2 separate regions of the Mus musculus genome follow, and region 2 is linked to region 1. The links are chromatin contacts, found by POLR2A ChIA-PET in ENCODE. All regions are on one chromosome and are shown on one strand. The core of a region is the stretch at or near the end of the contact, and the rest is flanking DNA. Distances in the headings are between cores, read along the strand shown.

Region 1 (6,662 bases), core at 3,817-6,316:
CAAACAAACACAAATTATCAGAAAAATAACAAAGTTCCTCAGCAGGTTTTTCCTGGACCCTTTAATAGTATAGTCTGGTAGATGGATAGGGGGGTCTGTTGGCATACATATTTTTTGCAACCTACTTTTAATAAGGGTTTAACCTCTCCTCTAGCCCATCACCCAGAAGAGGTGGTGGAAGAGAAAAGTTATTAGGATATAGGGAGAGTGGACTTGTTCAGCAATAGTTCTTTGGGGGTGAACTGAATCTTCTTTGGCAGTAGTTCGGTCCCATAGGAAATACCAAATACAACTCAGCAGCAGCTCTTGGCAGGCAGGCACCAGGCATGAACCAGCAGCTGAAGTTCAATCCGGAAGGAACCACAAGGCTCCCCAACCAGCCTGAGGCAAGACTACTGAAGCAGCAAGCTGACGCAGGAACCTTACAAGTAGTTCTTGGTCGAGTTTTACTCAATGGCAGCATTACCACAAGTTGAACTCAACAACACTATGTAAGGTGAGCCAATGCATGCGTATTGTTAGTGAAGAACAGCAAGGCAGAGCAAAGCAAACCAGAGCCCAGCGCTTGGCTCCCACTGTCTGTGGGGTCATATTTATACTCCTTCATCCTGGGTCCTTTTTGTATTTGCTGTATCAAAAGATTCTTTATTCTGTGTCTGCTTCAGGAAAACTTTCACGTGTTTGTTTGCTTTAGCAAGACAGCCTTTAACCTGTGTGCTCCAGCAAAACATATAGCTTTCCAAAGACACTAGGAGTTTCCACTTCATATCCCCCTTTCTGTTTAAGAATTGTCCTTGGGGCTGGAGAGATGGCTCAGCGGTTAAGAGCACTGACTGCTTTCCCGAAGGTCCTGAGTTCAAATCCCAGCAACCATATGGTGGCTCACAACCATCTGTAATGAGATTGGATGCCCTCTTACAGTGTACTTACATCTAATAAATAAATCTTCAAAAAAATTTGTCCTTTTCTTTATCATTAGCAATCTATGCATAATAGAAATAATTGTAAGAACCATCACATTTCCAATAAATGACACGTGTACAATATAATCAACTAAGCTAACAAAACAACCTTAAATTTCTATCAATATACAATACTTCAGACAAAACAATATTAAATTTCTATCAATAACCACTAGTTAAACAAAAAAAAAAACCTTAAATTTCTATTGATATACAATAATTCAAACAAAACACTTCTAAATTCTTATCAATCCCTGATGATAACCAATAACAACCTTCCATCCTGGATGATAACAAATATAATACATCAAATGACCAAACCTATCCACCCTGATTTAAGGGGCTAGGGTGATGATCTTTGTAAAATTGCTTCTGCTGAACTGGGGTGAAGAATTCCTCTAGAGGTCCCAAGGAAGAAAATGGTTACTTGGAAAAAGCTAGCTGTAGCATTTATTGGCCAGTCTCTGTGTCTTTCCAGTCTTTGTGAGATCTATCATTAAGTCTAGCTAGCCCTTTTGAACTTGATTTACATGCACTTTGGAGAGAAATCAGTAACTGAGACAGCTTGTGAGGGTGAATCACCTGGGATATTTTTTGTGAAGACATTTAGGTCTCAGCTGATCAGAGGTTTTCCCTGGTCAGACCTAATCTTTATAAGTTTTGTTGGTATCCATAGTTTTTCATTCTCTGTAGATACATACGCATAGTCACATCCCCATCTTAGCACGATTGCAGGTTTCCATTCTTATGTCAACACATCCTTATGGTATATTGGCCGACCTAGTTCCTCAGGGTTTTGTTGTTGTTGTTTTTGTTTTGTTTTGTTTTTTTTTTCCGATAACCCAGTGAGTCTCACTCAGCTGCTGCTGTTCCTTTTTCACCAACATTAAGAAAATTGAGAGTTAGCAACACATTGTTTAGTTGGCCCTTGGGGATTTTTGCTCTCCCTTTTTGTTTAATAAGCATCTCTTTTAAGGTACAGTTGGCTCTTTCTGTAACTGCTTATCCTGTGGGATTATGTGGTATACCAGTTAACATGTTTTATATTGTAATATTCAAAGAATTGTTGCTTCTCATTATATACATATGAGGGAGCATTATCAGTTTTAATTTGTGCAGGTATCCCCATAGTGGTCTATCAAACTTTGGAGTACCTTCTCATTTTTTTTTTAATTAGGTGTTTTCCTCATTTACATTTCCAATACTATCCCAAAAGTCCCCCATACCCACCCCCCCACTCCCCTACCCACCCACTCCCCCTTTTTGGCTCTGGCGTTCCCCTGTACTGGGGCATATAAAGTTTGCAAGTCCAATGGGCCTCTCTTTCCAGTGATGGCCGACTAGGCCATCTTTTGATACATATGCAGCTAGAGTCAAGAGCTCCGGGGTACTGGTTAGTTCATAATGTTGTTCCCCCTATAGGGTTGCAGATCCCTTTAGCTCCTTGGGTACTTTCTCTAGCTCCTCCATTGGGGGCCCTGTGATCCATCCAATAGTACCTTCTTGTTCTTAACTAACACACACACACACACACACACACACACACACACACACACACACACAGGCATATGCACACACACACACACACACACACACAACTGAACTGTGCTTGTAAATGCATTTGTAGCCTTATCCCTGTAAATATTGAATAGCGTTGTAATCCAAATTACTAAAGTAGGTGTATTGGGGGAGATAAAAAAGTTTGTTTGCATGTACATGATGTGTGTGTGCTGGGATGAAGGGTTGGCATATGGAAAGGAGGCGTCTTACATATTTCATGTGATTAAGTCAATTATTAGATTAAAAAGTGCCAATAACTGGGAAGGAGCTAAGCTTTGATCACACTTAAAGTGCTCATACATTAGCCTGCCAAAGATCATGGGTGTTAATGGAGGTTATCAGACTTCTGGGACAGGGCTAGCACCTTTTCCCTTGTAGAACAGTGGTTCTCAAACTGTGGGTCACCACCCCCTGGAATCAAACGACCTTTTCACAGGGGTCACTTAACACCACAGAAAAACATATATTTACATTATAAATCGTAACAGTAGCAAAATTACAGCTATGAAGTAGCAATGAAAAGAATGTTCTGGTTCGGGTTGCCACACCATGAGGGACTGAATTAAAGGGTCGCAGCGTAGGTGTAGAGCAACAAGTTTTATGTTCACATCGGCTCTCCTTATCCTCAGTCCCGTGGGGGCGATGCAAGTCAGTTCAGATGAATGTTGCACAGGCAAAAGGTTTGCATCACAGCTGAAGAATGTTTGGATCCGGAAGTCTTGTGCTAGAGCTGTAGCCCAGTGTTTGCCTAGCATTGCTAAGGCCCTAGGTTCAATCTGTAGAACTGAAAAACAAACAAACAAACAAACAAACAAACAAAACCAAACTTTTTATAACGGGCAGCAAATAGACCTGCCTACCTTCTGTCCCGGAACACATTGCATTTGTTTGACATTATTAGCTTCATCCTCTCCCTGAGTTCTCTTCTGTTTAGCTTTTCTCTGATAGGAGACAAAAATGGTTCCTCCTTTTGCAGACCTCAAGTACTTCACTGCACCAGAACAGAGAGGAAGCTTCGGTTTAGTGGAAGCCTCGGTCTGTCTCTGTGGGTTATTGGCTCTGGTTGGACATGATGCCTAGTTCTAAAACAGTTACCAGCGGAAATGGTTATGTGGTGTTCCTTAAGGGGGAGGGAAGACTGCTGAGAAACAGCCAATAAATATGCTCTTTATTTGCACCTCCATTAGCACAAATAAATAATAAAAAAAAGTGTGCATAGATTACTCCTGGATTGGCTCACGTAAACGCGGCACTTAAAGGCTCTGCAGAAACTATGGCTCAGAAGGAAGTCAGTCTTCACTCTTGCTTTTCCCTCTCCCTTGCTGTGTCCCCCACTTCTCTGCTTTCAGCCTTATTCACTTCCACGGTGAACGAGTCACGTGATGTTACACGTAAATTACTCAGTTAAAAAAAAAAAAAAAAGCCTCTTTCCCCACCTCATTATCCCATATGTCAATTCCAGGGAAGGCTCCATAAAGCCCCGCTCAGGCAGTGCTTATCCCTTGACCAAATCAGAACTGCCAGCGGGAAGGAGTAATTTAACTGGCGTACTCACAGGCCATCTTCTCATGGAGGCTGTTTTATTGCTACAGGGGTTGTGGAAAGGTCCCTCTAGGACCTCAGTGTTCCACTGGGAGTGACTCTTTTGCACAAGGGGATGGACTTGTCATATTTGAGCAAAGATGGCTTGGGAGTGTAGCACACGATGGATCAGTGAAGAAGCAGACACTAGAAATCTCATCTCTCTTCTGACTGCCAATGTCATAAACCCAGAATAATTCCATGGAGTGCTGTTTATTACAGTATGCACCAGCCAACACGTTTTCCGTCCTTCGTGGGGGACTTCTGGAGGATACGCAGCTGTTTCTATTTGTAAGCTGAACGTGATGCTGTGCGGCTTTAACTCGGGTATGGATTGCTAACTGCGGAGGCAAGTGGGTGGGAGCCAGCAGTTTCCCGCAAGTCAACACACTTCAGGGGTCCTGCGGATTGCCCAGCCCTGGCCCCAGAAGCCTCCTTTCTCCAAACCCCCAGGCAAGAATTCTCCAAAGGAAGATCTCCGCCCAAAGAAGGCCAGCAAGGTGCTCCGCCCAGAGGCGGGGTGGGTCAGCAGCCCAGGCTGGTTTAACTGGTTGGAACCACTTAAAGTACGCAGACGCTGGGGGGAAAAGTGTCACTCTCAGTAGCTGCGGACACCAGGCCAGAGCTTGGGGAGGAACGCGCTTTCTTTCCAGCAGAGCTCCGCAGGGCTCCCACACTGTTTTCACTTGGATTCGCTCCGGTAGGTGTGTGTGTTCCACTCGCTCCCCAGAACACTGCGCAGGCGCCTGCAGAGCCTTAGCGTTTGGCGCATCCTCTCGCGGGTTCCCTGTTCCCCCTTAACGAGTTCCAGCTCGGGAGGCGCGGTGCTTTCTGGGCGTTGTGGTTTATGTCGGAGACAAGGGCCCTACAGCAGCGGGGCGTTGGGTTAACTAGAACTACAACTCCCGGCGTGCCCCACGCGAGGACGCGGGGCGTTTGCCCTAGCCGGCCCTAGCCGTCACGGCCAAGGAGCCGAGGACCCGGGAAGCCGGCTGCGGCGGGAGGAGGGCGTGCGCGTGCGCGCTGGGCCGGCTCGTCCTGTTCTGTCCCAATCATTGTAAACAGGCGAAGGCTGGGCGGGGTGGGAATGGGGCTCCCGCGGCCGGCCCGGGGTGCAGCGCAGGAGGCGGCGGTTGTGGCGGAAGCGTGAGTGCGAGGAGGCGGCGGCGGCTGCAGCGGAGCGGACGGTCGCTCGGCGGCAGGCACTGGTCAGTGGCGGGGAGCGGACGCTCGCGGGGGTCGCAACGCTGCGGCGGTGTCCGTGGGAGCCGTCGGGCGCCCGGCCTCGCGCCCGCGCCTGTCACGCAGCGTGCCGGGCTTGGGATCCCGGGCTCGGAATGGGAGTTGGGGGTGGGGGGCGTGGCCGCCCCGCCTTACGTTGTCCGTGAAAGCTTCACCCCGGAGCTTGCTCCTTTGGGGTGGGTCACGCCGCCTGCCCGACAGGCCTCCTTGGGAGCACCCGGGTGTGTCCTGTGTTGCTCTGGGACCCAGAGGCTAGTTGGGAGTCCAGCTGCTTCCTCGGACCCTTCCAGGCCTCGGGGCATCCCTGCGGGCCACACCTGGCCGGAGCTGCGGCCGGGGACTGGCCTGACGCAAGCCTTCCGGTTTATGGGTCGCATCTGCCTCGCGCATCTGGCTCGCCCACCTGTCTCCGTGTTTGCCGGGTAGAGTCGGGGGAACAGCTCCTGTTGTCGCCCGTGGCAGGCGTTGGGCAAGGGGACGACCCTGTTTGCAGTGGTACTTGTTCCAGGGTTCAGAAGTGTTCTGTCTGATCTGGAGTTAGGAGCTCCATTCTCAACGGCGTTTTCAAGCGTTTTCGTACCAGAGTGTTCTCAGTCGAGGCCAGCTTTCTTTTTCCATCTTTTAAATATGTCGTTGTGAAACAGGTTTGACGAATTACTCCACTTTCCAGTCTCCTGAAGTAGGTAGGGCTGGTTCAAGTTTGGAGATTATTACAAGGATTCTTCCAGAGAGAGCAGCGTGCGTACCCTAAGGTTTTTAGAGATCACAGCTGTTTTCATTAGAGGTCTGTGCTTGTGACAGAAGTGCTATAGTGTGGGCATTGAGCTGTTGCACTGCCCAGCTTTGGTGGTGTTGATGGAACGGGGGTGGGCTAACACTGGTGCTTTGGGGTAGCATTACCTATACTTGGCCGTTATTAACAAAGTACTCAGTGATAAGTTATAAGCCTACTTTTGGTTTAGTGTTCAGACAGCACTTTAAGGAAAGGTCCCATCACTTTCTGTAGTAGGAATTATCTCGATGATTTCAAGGTCCTGGATGTCTTCTTCAAAATGAAGAACTCCTGTTAGTGGTGTTAGCATTTTCAGAGGTCTGCAGTCAGTAGAGTGCTTCTTGTTTTTCAGTGTGTCCCATAGACCCAAGAGAGATAGGTTAGTTTAATAGCAGTTGCTGTTAAGTAAATTTTAAAACGAAGTATCTAGAAGCCAGCTGGTGGTGGCACACACCTTCAGTCCCAGCTCTCTGGAGGCAGAGCTCTGTGAGTTTGAAGTCAGCCTTGTTACAGAGCGGGTTCCAGTATAGCCAGGGCTAAACAGA
Region 2 (6,935 bases), core at 2,107-4,606, 190 kb before region 1:
CACATATATGGGAAAAAACTTTGTAAGATAATTATCTGTGACCTACCAGAATATTTATTCTGAAAGAGAATTTCCTTCAAATAGAAATTGCTTAAAAGTTCATGTTACTAAGAAGATTGATCTGAAATTAGCCTTCCTCTTATTCCCACCTAAAGATCCATTTTCCCTTTCAATCAATACAACATTATTTAAAACATGTTTTAAATTTTGATCATGTATAATGTATATGTGGAGGCCAGAAGACAGCTTTGTGGAGTTGCTTCTCTCCTTAAGCCTGTATAGGTTTCAGGTTTTGAACTTGGGTTGCTGTCCTTATCAACAACCACTTTTTCCTACAGACCCATGTCATTGACCCCAGACAAGATGATCTTTAATTATTACTTTTCTTGAAATAGCTATCTTGTATTCTCCCTATCTTTTTGTCCTATTTAATATCACAGATCTTTAGTTTTCCTTATGTGCCATAGTTTGGTCTCCATGGGATTTCTAGTTGGCTTGTGAATTCACAGTGATACTTAAAACTAACTGTAGTACAGTCAGTCATATGTCACATAACCAGCAATAGACAACAGACACAATGAAGTCCATAAAGTTACATCAAAGCTGAAAGTGCCTGTTAATATTATTTCGAGATAAGGTCTTACGATAGCCCTGGCTAGTGTGGAACTCACTATATAGACCAGGTTAGCAACTTAAAAACGCTCTGCCTGCCTTTGCCTCTGGAGTGCTGGCTGGGATTAAAGGTGGCCAGTTTTTTACAGTAAAAATTTACATATGCTAATCACTAATAATCATTACTTGCTTTTCTTTTCAGGAGTGGCCGCTTCTGTTGTGAGCCAGCTGGAGGCCTTACTTCTTTGACTGAACCACCCAAAGGACCTGGCTTTGGTGTGCAAGCAGGCCTTTAACTTGTATTCAACTGTAAAAAATGTCACTGGACAAATAAAATATGAACTTCCCTACATAAGCTTTATTCGGTTTGCTTATTCCCACCTGTACATCCTGGCAGTAATCTAGTAACTTGCAGCTGCTAAATATTATGTCAAAACAACAGGACCACTATCTCGGTCTACCTGTGAAGACCTATCATTATAACAGAATCAAGTTAAGAATTATTTTAGTGTTGCCCATTCATAGAGCCATGTCATTTTTATCAGTGAAGTAAAAGTTTTGCAAAACTTAAAATACATTTTTCCTTTGTATCTTTAGACACAGCCAAATTGTTAAATTTTTTATAAGCTTTATGTCAATGTTCCCTTTAAGCGTTTTAACATTTAAGAGCATATAGTTGTTACTGAAGTTTCTGACTGGTAAGACCTCCCTATCAGTACTACCGGTAAGAGAATTTTCTCAAAGTATTCCATTTATGTTTGCTATCTCATTCTGTAGCCCTGCTTGTATGTTTACCAGGCTGGCCTTCAACTTTGGGTAGTTTTGCTTCTGCCTCTCAAGTTCTGGGATTGTGGTAAAAGCATTATTTATAAAAAGAAAAGTTAAAATAATTTGATATTTCTTTAGCTATATTTATTTATTTTGATACAGGATCTCACTTTGTAGATCAGACTGGACTAGAACTCAGAGATTTAGTAAAGATATTCAAACCCACCATACTTGAACTTTAGCTATGTTTTTGTTTTTGTCGTTTGAGGCATGGTTTGGCCATCTTTGGCTATATTTTTAACACTGGAAGCACCTAAGAACTAACTGGTGGAGTTGGTAGGCTGGACAATGTGTTTGTATGAATAAAACATTACCTTCAACTCAAGAAAGGAGGTAATAGTGCCGTGCTTCTGAAAATGCAGAATAGAAATAGTTTTCATTCCTGGAATAATCAGATTGCTTCAGGATTTATCAAAGTCAGTGACCCTACAGGGACCTCATTATAGAGGTAGGCACTCAGGAGGCAGAGGCAGGTGATCTCTTGAGAGTTTGAAGTCAGCCGGTTCTATGTATGGAAGTCCACACCAGACAGAACTAATTAATGAGACTGTCTTTTTTTTTTTTTAAGCTAGATTTGATTTATATTATGTGGATTAGTGTTTTGCCTGTGCTCGTGGTGTGCACCAAATCCAGAAGAGAGCAGTGGACACCCAGGAACTGAAGTTACATAAGGTTTTGAGTGGTCTTGTGGGTGTTGGGAACAACTGAATCTAGGTCTTCAAACAGTGCTTTTAACCCCAGAGCCATCTCTCCAGCTCTGCCTATATAAAAAGACTAACTGGTTGTGAGTGCTTATGATTTAGGGTCTAAGGTAGGTCTTTAAAGTTAAGTTTTCACCAGAAATATAGCTCTCACTATACACCACTGTTGGGTACTTGGTTGGCATGAGCAAGGGCAGAGCTTCAGTCCCCAGTTCACACATACACAGATTTCTCTAGAAGACTGTTCATACTGAAAGTTTTTTATAGCTGAGAACAATGGAAGACAATCTATCCTGATTTTTTTTTTTAATGAAGGTTTATGTCCCTGTCAAGCCCAAAACTCACATCAGAATTTACAGCTTATTATTGATAGGACTGTCTTAAAATCATTAAGATACTAACGGATACTGAAGGAGGCCACAGTTAACGAAGAGGGAGAAGATGGTTTCCTGTGGAGTATGTAACTTCTTAGGGTGGTTAAAGCACAACGGTTGCAGGCTAACCGCTGTAGATTAAAGTATTCAGAAGGAAGTCTGAGGACAAGCTGCTGCGATGGTAAAATTTCCTCACACGCCCTATGAGACTTAGTACCACAGGAACAAATTTGGTGAAATTTCTGCTCAGAAAGGTCACAGGATCGCATGGCTAGAACTGAGCTTACCGATGCGTTCTTTGCAAGCAGTGCTTAGAGCCGTGCTTTGGGAACAGAGTGCGTCTGGCTGGGACATCCCTCGGCCCGCGCCGCACGAAGCGGCTCAGTCACGCAACCCGGACCTGCCCCACAGTGCTGCGGTGCCCTCCCGCCCGCACGACCACCGCTAACAAAACCCTCCCGGTTTCCGGCTGGTTTTGCCGTCCCAACTCAAACCCTGCAAAAATATGTGCGTTTCCTCCGCCGGGCGCCAGCACCCATGCCGCCTTTTGCACATCTCCGGTGGTGGTGACTGCGCGTGAGGAGCTCCCCGGCCGACGGCTCGAGGGCTGCTCCGACTCCCACGCGGCTCCAGGACTTCCGGCCCCCTCCACCCGCTCCGCTTCGCTCCCCAAGAACGCCACCCGCCGCCGCGCGCTCCGCTCCTCCGGGGAGCCCAGGGACGGGCGCGTCGGGGGCGGGGCACGGCGGTCACGCCGCCCGTCCCGTGCCTGCAGGAGTCACGTGTCCGCCCGGGTCACGTGCTCGCGCCGCAGCCAATCGCGGAGAACGCTGTCCAGGAGCAAGGAGGCTGTGGTGAGAGACCGACCAAGACCGGAGATGTTTTTAAGCCTGGCCCCGGCGGCATCAGGGGCTGTTGCAGCGGCGACGGAGACACCGGCAGCGGCGGCCACCCGGAGGTCCTCGTTCAGGGGGTGAACCCTTCTGCGCCCGCTGAGCCTCGGGTCTGTGCGGGCCAGGGGGGCGTGGCGACCAGAGGGGAGGAAGGAGGGCGCGGTTTCGAGTCTGTCCCGGGTACCAGGGAGGAGACCCTCAGCCCGGTGCCCCGTCTCCTCCCCGGAGCCAGGTAGGGGGGTTGCGCCTCTGCCAGCCGCGCCCAGCCGTGTGCTACGCGCCACTCGGCCCAGCCCAGCCCGCGGCGCGGCCGGCCGGACCGTGACAGGCCGTTGGTGGCCGCCCCGCCCGGCATCCTGACGGGTCGCGGCGCAGGTGGGGCCGCCGCTGGGCGACGCTCGGGCGGCGGCTAGCGCGAGCGCCTTGGCCGCCGCTTACCGGAACATGGCGCGGCCGGGAGGGCGCCGCCAGCGCACCGGGACGGACGGCATCGCGGGGGCGCGCCGTGCCGCCGCGCGCTCCCGGTGCCAGCGGCGCTGCGTGCGCGGTTGTCGGAGACTCGGTGCGGGCCGGGGCGTAGGAGGCGCGATGGTCCCGGGAGAGGTGCGTGAAAGCGAAAGAGCTGCGGCTCGCCGGAGCCAGTTCTGTCCTAAATGCCAGTGCGACCTGCCCTTGCCGCGTTGAGCGATCAGGTCTAGTTTGTGCCAGTTCCGATTGGAATGATGTTCAGAGACCCTTAGAGCGTATTGGAATCTTAGATCTGGTTTTTGGAGAGTAAGATGGAGATGACGCATCCTTCAGGATCCACGGCGTTGAATAAAAACGCTGTACAAAGAGGTCACCGAAGCCCAGCTGACAGCTGTTTTAATAATTACAGCGAGAATAGTTGAGGATGGAAATGAACAGTATTGCACTAGTTGAGTACGTCGGAAACATTTGAAGCAGTGTGGTTGTAGGGACTGTAATTTCCGCTGGACACCCCTTGAACTGGGGCGAAGTATGTTGCAAATCCGGCGATCAGTGACGCTCAGGGATTATCGTTAATTCTGTGGTTGAGACGAACCTGCATTCTCAGCCATGTGTTTCTTCTTATTTTAAAATGGCCTGAGTCAATTATAAAGAAAGATGAACTATCCCAGTAAGTCATCTGTTCATTAAAAACATATGCCCAAGTAGGCCTTTAAAAATCTTGCTTACTGATCTTTTTTTCATTTTCTTAAAGCGTTACACAAAGGCTTTCCTGGAGATTAACTCAGAACTGCCAAAATGTGCTCTCTTGATGCCAAATGGTTTAAAAGCAAAAATTAGAATCACCAATGTGACAATGAAGACATTGTTGTAGTTCCCTTTAAAACGTTTCAGTTTGACATTTAATATTTTAATATATTTTGTTTACATGGTGAATGTGGAGGGCAGATGACAACTTCCTAGGAGTTGGGGTTCTCACCTTTCCCTGTGTGGGCTCCAGGCAGGCTCTTAGGCTTGGTGGTTCGAACCTTTATGCGCTGAGCCATCTTGACCTCCTTCAGTTAACCTCCTGAGAGCGCTTTCATTTGGATTAAAAGCAAAAAACGTATAAAAGTATGTAATGCTTCTCCCTGGGTTTATAGATGCAGAGAGAAAGGCTTTATTTACTACTTAAGAATCTGTTATAGTCGATAGAAGTACTAATCGAATTTCTAACACTCTCCAAGACAGCTTGGCCCAGGACAAACCTAGTTGTTCAACGTATGTGTTCTGTTTTAGAGACTGGCAAAGTTCTCTGGAAATGAAACCAGGGGTTTAAGTGTATTTGTGGAAGGAATATTAGAATTGAAAGTTGGAAGCTGTTCTCAATTTGTTACAGTTTGTGTGTTTTACAATTGTTAACATCATCTATGGACTAAGGGCCTCTGAGACAGTTGGTGATGTCTGGGTGTGCACCCTATGAAGTGAATTGGAAGAAGAGTTAACAGAGCAACACTGAAAGAACTCGGGTGCTGAAGATGTTCTGCAGTTTCGGTATTGGCTCTTTAATATCCAGGAAAAAAAAAAACAAAACACTGGTTGGACTTTATCTGGTGACAGTGGAATATGTGGGAAAGAAGCTGCTTTTTATCCAGATTACAGAGTTGTGGAAGTGTAACTTGGAAGGGAAACCCTGAATTTCATCCCCGCCATTGCATGAACCAGGCTTGTTGTTGTTTTATGTTATTATGACAAGCCACTGAATTACATCCCCAGCCCCCAAACCCCCATTTTAAAGGCTTTAAAAAAATACATAATTTATTTTTTATTCTGTGTTCCTTGGTGTCTTGCCTGCACATATGCCTGTGTGAGGGTTTCAGAAGCCCTGAAACTGCAATTACAGACAGTTGTGAGTTGCCATGTGGGTGCTGGGAATAGAGCCTGAGTCTTCTGCAATACCAACCAGTGCTCTTAACTGCTGAGCCATCTCTTGAGCCCCTTAAAGGCTTATTTTTAATTATGTGTCTGTGTGGGTGTGTACAGGAGTGCAGGGTGTCTGCAGAGGATGGAGGTGTTGATCCCCAGAGCTGGAGTTACAGGTGCTTGTGAGCCACCTGATGTGGTTGCTGGGAACAAAACCAACACCCATGCCCTTTTAGTGTTTCCAGAATGGGTCTTGCTAAATTGAGTAGACACACACACTTTCCATCCTTCCTGTCTCAGCCTCCCGAGTAGCTCAGATTACCGGCCTGCTGGACTACTTCTGGGTTTTGTTAATAACATTAATTTCAGTCTGAAAAGAGAATGGTTAGTGAGATGAGTCATTTCTGTTGTTGTAAGATCAAAGCACTTTCAGCACATGTAAGGTTATTGGAGTAGCATCATTTGGGTAGCGCTTCCTTTACATTTGCAGGAGGTTGCTCCAGCATTGTTGCTAACAAGACATATTTGTTAGCAGCTTGTGTCATGTACAGGGCACATTGGAGAGTTAGCCGTAGACCTAGCCGCAGCCTCACACTTTGTGGTCCACGTCACTCACTTTTCAGATGAAAAGGTAAAACTTGGCCGTGACTGAGAGAGAGTTGTCTGCCTTGCTGATTTGTCTAGAAGCTTCTTACTGTGAGATGCTCCGTTCTTTATTTGGGAGTAGTTGTGTGAAGCAGAAGGAAGAAGACCTGGAACTAGAACTGAGAAGGTCTGGATTTAAGTTCTTCATTACTTTCTGGTCTTGTTCTTGTTTTGACAAACCATGTAACATTCAGAACCTTGCATTCTTTATGTACAAAGAATCATCCCCTGGGGCTGTAGACGGCCCACTTCCATGTGTGAGGCCTGGCCAGGGCCGTCACCACCATCACCAATAATGATAATGATTTTCTTGTATAACGTAAAATGAGAGCGCTATAGAAAGAACGTTGTACACTGGGAGCCTTCATACAGATAGGCGTGATGCTGCCGCTTTTAAAGAAAGTGTAGTCCTTGAGGTGTAACAAGATGTTTCAGTCCCTAGGTTTTTCCTTAGCCCTGGCGTTATTATTTTGTACACCTGCTATTTTGGAGATTATAATTCCGTGTAGATA

Evidence for each region. ChIA-PET counts read pairs that join two places held with the same protein, here RNA polymerase II (POLR2A).
Region 2: POLR2A ChIA-PET joins it to region 1 with 14 read pairs in embryonic stem cell. The contact joins the promoter of Ankrd12 here to the promoter of Ralbp1 in region 1. POLR2A ChIA-PET finds 5 or more read pairs at or near these places in 2 of 5 experiments (Patski and embryonic stem cell).

Annotation. Positions count from the first base shown.
Region 1 is chr17:65,883,327-65,889,988 of GRCm38, reverse strand. Ralbp1 (ralA binding protein 1) reads left to right here and starts at 5,066. Exons shown (of 10, transcript NM_001198949.1): 1 at 5,066-5,311.
Region 2 is chr17:66,073,467-66,080,401 of GRCm38, reverse strand. Ankrd12 (ankyrin repeat domain 12) reads left to right here and starts at 3,356. Exons shown (of 13, transcript NM_001025572.1): 1 at 3,356-3,518. It overlaps Ndufv2 (NADH:ubiquinone oxidoreductase core subunit V2), which reads left to right. Exons shown (of 8, transcript NM_028388.3): 8 at 815-1,607. The coding sequence ends at 908.